Linked DNA regions of Homo sapiens: region 2 is linked to region 1. Evidence: read pairs that join two places in POLR2A ChIA-PET (ENCODE). Cell type or tissue: B cell. All regions are shown on one strand. Each heading gives the region's core, and the rest is flanking DNA. Links, peaks and the distances in the headings are about the cores only. Region 1 overlaps SPTLC2 (serine palmitoyltransferase long chain base subunit 2). Region 2 overlaps SNW1 (SNW domain containing 1).

Region 1 (2,922 bases), core at 130-2,629:
GTTGCCTTCTGTCTCTTAAGTTTCAGGAAAATTTTTTAAAAATAATTAAAATAAAACAGTTTTTATTGCACTGTAAACTGACTCAGAAGAAATGATCCTGAATAAAGGTTTCAAGAATCCCATGAAAGGACAGGGAGTAACTATGTTATAATCCAATAACAGTGAAGTAATTATTAGGAAACAGAAGCACACATTTCTGATATGAATACAAAATCACAAAAGCATAATTTCCTTAAGCAAATAAGCACATTCCAGCTGCATGCTACAGCAGGATAACAGAACCTGCCCAGCTGGTGAATGGTTTGGAACTTTATTTTTAAAAACTTAATGTCTAATGTGAACCACCCATTATTCTTCAGCAATCAAAGAACTGTTATCATGCTTTGTCCATTAAACGAACCCTATTCATTTTCAAGTGCTATGTTTCTGTTGCTCCTTAAAATCAGTTCTGCTGAAACTGTCCTTGCAATTTTACTGAAATGTACTGGCCTCTCCCTACTGCATATCACACATACTAGAGAGAACAGTTTGGAGCTTTACACAAATCACATAGGCTATACTGTGCTCTGAATGTGTATGTCCAGAAGTGTCTCCTTTTTTCAGCAGGGAAATTCTGAAAAGTAGAAGTCCATAGTTTTTCGTGTAGGCAGCATAAATTCCTTAGTTTTTGTCAGTAAGTATCTCATGTGGAATGGAATGAAAAATGTTTCCAAAACTAGCTGTGAAACACATTTATATTTTGACATTACCATTTTGCTATTGAAAACCCCCAAAAGGAGATCTTCAAGCATATATGGAGTGGAACATTTCCATTTCAGTTCAGTGGCATCCTGTACACACTGGGCACTGATGTCTGCCCAGGAGTTATCACACTGGCCACCCAAGCCTCCGCTGTAACACTTTTCCATCTCTAGATAAGCATCACGGTGTAAGAGATGCAAGAGCCTGAAGACTGGAGTACAAGTGCAGCTCTGCCACAAATTCTGCATCTTCATCTGAGTTCTCCTCCACTGCTGACACGTTCTGAGCCTGTAATACCATTCCCTCCACTCTGCCCCCACCACGTGCTCCAGTCTGGTTTTGTGGTGCACACCACTGGAGAGGCAATCCGGTTTGTGTCAACTTCCCTTCTCTGGGAATACTCCCTGATATGCAGGGATGCGCCCCTGGTGGTCACGTGTATGCTTTGTTGTGACTATATTTCCTGGACCATAACTGATTGATGCAGCACAGACACCTCTGCCGAAAGAAATCCAACAACCCTCTTTTATGGGGATTTAAAATGTCAATGGGGAGAGAGTCTGAAGGGCAGTGGGTCTCCAATGTCCTGAAGAAAGGGTTCACAAACTCCTGCCACTGAGGTCCCAAGAGCTGTGCCAATTCCTGCCTTTCTGAGACTTGTTCAATTTCATCCCCCATCCCATTTTTGTATACCTATCATCCTTCCAATAAATCACTCTTTGCTTAGTTTAACCAGACTCAGTTTCTGTTGCTCTCAACTAAAACAGTTAACAGATAATGATTCTATATTAAAATCTCTTAGAATTTCTTTTCTATATTTTTATTGGGTATTTATCATGTTAGCAGAGCCTGTAAACTTTAAGGGCTTCAAGAAATTTTTAAAAAATATTTCCCGGCCAGATGCGGTGGCTCACACCTGTAATACTAGCACTTTGGGAGGCCAAGGCGGGCGGATCACCTGAGGTCAGGAGTTTGAGACCAGCCTGACCAACATGGAGAAACCCCATTTCTACTAAAAATACAAAATTAGCCGGGCGTGGTGGTGCATGCCTGTAATCCCAGCTACTCGGGAGGCTGAGGCAGGAGAATTGCTTGAACCTGGGAGGCGGAGGTTGCGGTGAGTCAAGATCCTGCAACCACATTCCGGCCTGGGCAAAAAAGCAAGACTCTTTCTCAAAAAAAAAAAAAAAAAAAAGGTAAAATGACAAAGTCATGCACACACATGCTAATCTGGAAAGCTATAAATCAAACTGAAAACACTGGTTATCTTGTAGTGGAATGGCTGGCCACTTTGACTTTCTACTTTAAACATTTGGCCTATTTATTTATTTTAAAGAGACAGGGTCTCACTCTGTTGCTGCCCAAGCTGGAGTAGAGTGGCGTAACCATAGCTCACTGTAACCTCAAACTCCTGGGCTCATGTAATCCTCTCACTTCAGCCTCCAGAGTAGCTGAGACTATACAAGTGCCCGCCACCATACCTGGTTAATTTTTTTTTTTTTTTAGATGAGGTTTCCCTATGTTGCCCAGGCTGGTCTTGAACTCCTGGCCTCAAGGAATCCTCCCAGTTTGGCCTTCCAAAGTGCTGGAATTGCAGGCATAAGCCACCATGCCTGGCCCAGAACAAACTTATTCTTATGTCATGTTTGTGGCAACAAAAATTCAAAAAATAATGAGACTTCCAGGTTAGCTTTAATAGAGAGAGGCAAGCTAGTGCTTTCACAGTAACAACTAGATAAAACTAAATAGATTATTCAAATAAATAAATGGCTTTAAAGATTGAAGAGCTGTCTTCTATGCATAGCAAAGAGGACTAGCAGAATTAAAATTCCAGAGGGAGAAGAGGCCTCTCTAGGTGAGCTGAAAGTGCCAGCCATTTCCTCTCTCTACTTGTGGTACTTGTAGAGCTTTAGCGTGAGTGATGATAACTGGGGCTTGCCATAGGCAGAACTCCATCAAGAGAAAGAAAAACCAGCAGAACTTATGACAGCTATATGGGTTGGCATGACAGACTAAATTTCATAACAGCCCTAAATTTATGGCCAGTTTTCTACACAGGACATTCACCTCCAGGCTGGAGGCCTGAACTAGAAAACCAAAGTGAAATTAAGCACAATCTCACAGTGCTTAGCAGATAAAGCTAGAGGGAGTGGCCTGTAACAAACATACAACGGATCCCAC
Region 2 (2,922 bases), core at 287-2,786, 130 kb after region 1:
AAAGTATTAACAGAAAATTAACAAAATATTTAGACAAAGCAGACAGCAAGAGGGATAAAAGAACATAAATTATGAGTTACAGTCAAAATATAAACTTGAGTGGTATTAGTTTGCAAATAACCCATCCTCATATGTTTTCCAACATGGAAGGTGCCGTGTTCAGTTTCACAGATAAGCAGTCTAGAAAATAGTACCTATTTAGTATGCCTGCATCTGAGGAAAAAACACTCATAATAATCCCAGCAGGCAACTTACGGTTAGCAGTTTTTGATTAATCATAGGTTATAAAACAGAGAAAAGAATAATGACAGCAGCCCTACCAGCTCTGAATTTTTCCTCAATATCTGTATGTGATTCAATTCTCTATGCAGATTTAGTCAAGTAAAACGCCTCAAAATTTAGAAGTATTATAAAGATATCTATTACTTATAAATGGAAAACTATAAATAATAATTGTGATTTAGGTCATATACCACAAGTAACTGTTAATTTCTAAAAACAAAAAATATAATTTGAAAATAGCATAGGGCCAGGCCGGGTGGCTCATGCCTGTAATCCCAGCACATTGGGAGGCCGAGGTGGGCAGATCATCTGAGGTCAGGAGTTTGAGACCAGCCTTGGCCAACGTGGTGAAACCCTGTCTCTACTAAAAATACAAAAATTAGCTGAGCATGGTGGTGCAAGCCTGTAATCCCAGCTACTCAGGAGGTTGAGGCAGGAGAATCGCTTGAACCCAGGAGGCAGAGGTTGCAGTGAGCCAAGATTGTGCCACTGCATTCCAGCCTGGGTGACAGAGTGAGACTCCATCTCAAAAAAAAAAAAAAAAAAAGAAAATAGCATAGGCTGGGCACAGTGGCTCACGCCTATAATCCCAGCACTTTGGGACCTGAGGAGGATGGATCATTTGAGTTCAGGAGTTCGAGACCAGCCTGGCCAACATGGTGAAACCCTGTCTCTACTAAAAAAAATACAAAAATTAGCCAGGTATGGTGGTGGGCACCTGTAATCCCAGCTACTCAGGAGGCTGAGGCAGAAGAATCTCTTGGGAGGCAGAGGTTACAGTGAGCCAAGATCACACCACTGCACTCCAGCCTGGGCAACAGAGCAAGATTCTGTCCCCCACCCCAAAAAAAAGCATAAAAAGAGGCCAAGTCTGGTGGCTCAAGTCTGTAATCTCAGCACTTTGGGATGACAAGGCAGGAGGACTGCTTGAGCCCAGGAGTTCGAAAACAGCCTGAGCATCACAGCGAGACCCTGTCTCTACAAAAAATTAAAATATTAGCCAGGCATGGTGGCATCAAGGCAGGAGGATCACCTGAGCCCAGGAGGTGGGGGCTGCAGTGAGCTGTGTTGGTGTCACCGTACTCCAGCCTGGGCAACACAGAAACTTTATCTCAGAAAACAAACAAAAACCAAAGTGGACACCTTAAAAAATTCTGCTTTCAATTGTCTGCAAAGACAGTAGACAGGCTTTGAGTCATTATTGAAAACAATGCATTTATAATGGTTGCTAAGTGGGTTAGTGAAAGAATACCATGACCCCCCAAGCTGAATCAAGTTCAGAATGAAACTAAGTCTTCTAGGCATGATTCATACCGGATATACTGAGCAGGAGCCAATTTGTCAGCTGCTCGAACTGGCATGGCTGCGGCGACCTTCTGTGATACAGATTTTTCTAAGGCTACTCTTGTCTTTTCTGTTATCTGAAATAGGAAATATCACATTGAGAGTTTGGAAGTTAATCAGGATGTAAATAGTCATCGAATATATCAATTCCCAGTTACCTCTTTAATAGCTTCTTCATCGGGCCTTTGCAGGTCTGGATCATCTGCATTCATAACCTCCTTTGGAACCAGGTCAGTGTATTTGCTATAAATGACCTAAAATGTTCAAACACAAGCAGGCTTAAGAAAAGCAAACAACGAAAAGAAACCTCATTAGCCATTTCAGATGTCAACATGCCCTCTCAGCACACTTAAAAATTTAGGACACTCAGATTTTCTCTTTTAGATTTTAAAACCAAGGAAGCTTAAAATATATAAACAAATTGCTACCCTGGCTGTAAGTTAGTAATTTTCCCTTGACCTCATGCATTTAAATTGTTTGAGATCTTCTAATCAAGTTAGTATCCAAATAAACCATGCCAACAAAATCATGCATTGATGATCACTATTTTTGAGGCCCACTAAAACTTGAAATTAATGATAATACAAATTGCCTATAGCACCATTAACCTGGATTACAAACTCATCAGAATTTAAGTCAGGTTACCAAATAATTTCCAAATTCACTGGGCCTGAAAAATTTTATTGACCTCATCCTATTTATAACGCTTCTCTTTTCTGCCATCAACTCTATTCACAGACTAAGAAAATAAACATGTGCCACAGTTAAAAAACCCAGAATGCTTTCTTCCATGAGAAGACAAAAGAAAAAAAAAAAGAAAAAGAAAAATATATTCTATATATACAACTTATTTTATATCCATTATCCAAATTGAGGCCTGTTATATGACTTCTACTATGCCCAACATGGTTTCTATTAGGCTGACACTGATGTGGTAGGCTCTTAACAAATAGAATACTGGTTACTTTCAGGTCCATCTATACTTCTTAAATATTTTCATAACAATTTACATGGCATATTTTAAAGTAAAAAAGAGATACAGAGGGGCCGGGCGCGGTGGCTCACGCCTGTAATCCCAGCACTTTGGGAGGCTGAGGTGGCTGGATCATGTGGTCAGGAGATCGAAACCATACTAGCTAACATGGTGAAACCCCGTCTCTACTAAAAATACAAAAAATTAGCCAGTTGTGGTGGCAGGCGCCTGTAGTCCCAGCTACTCGGGAGGCTGAGGCAGGAGAATGGCTTTAACCCGGGAGGAAGAGCTTGCAGTAAGCCAAGATTGCGTCACTGCACTCC

What was found. Peaks named below come from ENCODE experiments on the same cell type or tissue, not always from the same donor. Only the 100,000 strongest peaks of a DNase experiment are listed, where the experiment ranks them.
Region 2: POLR2A ChIA-PET joins it to region 1 with 5 read pairs; 3 of 35 experiments call an interaction of 5 or more read pairs at or near these places.

Annotation. Positions count from the first base shown.
Region 1 is chr14:77,602,951-77,605,872 of GRCh38, forward strand. The region is part of intron 1 of SPTLC2 (serine palmitoyltransferase long chain base subunit 2); the gene reads right to left. Among named protein-coding and RNA genes, the nearest start is that of SPTLC2, 12 kb to the right of the region's middle. In B cell, for the core only: no CTCF peak of the experiment used is centred there; a DNase peak (open chromatin) is centred at 1,081; H3K27ac peaks cover 776 bases.
Region 2 is chr14:77,737,182-77,740,103 of GRCh38, forward strand. SNW1 (SNW domain containing 1) reads right to left here. Exons shown (of 14, transcript NM_012245.3): 4 at 1,785-1,880; 5 at 1,597-1,703. Among named protein-coding and RNA genes, the nearest start is that of SLIRP-OT1, 22 kb to the right of the region's middle. In B cell, for the core only: no CTCF peak of the experiment used is centred there; no DNase peak of the experiment used is centred there.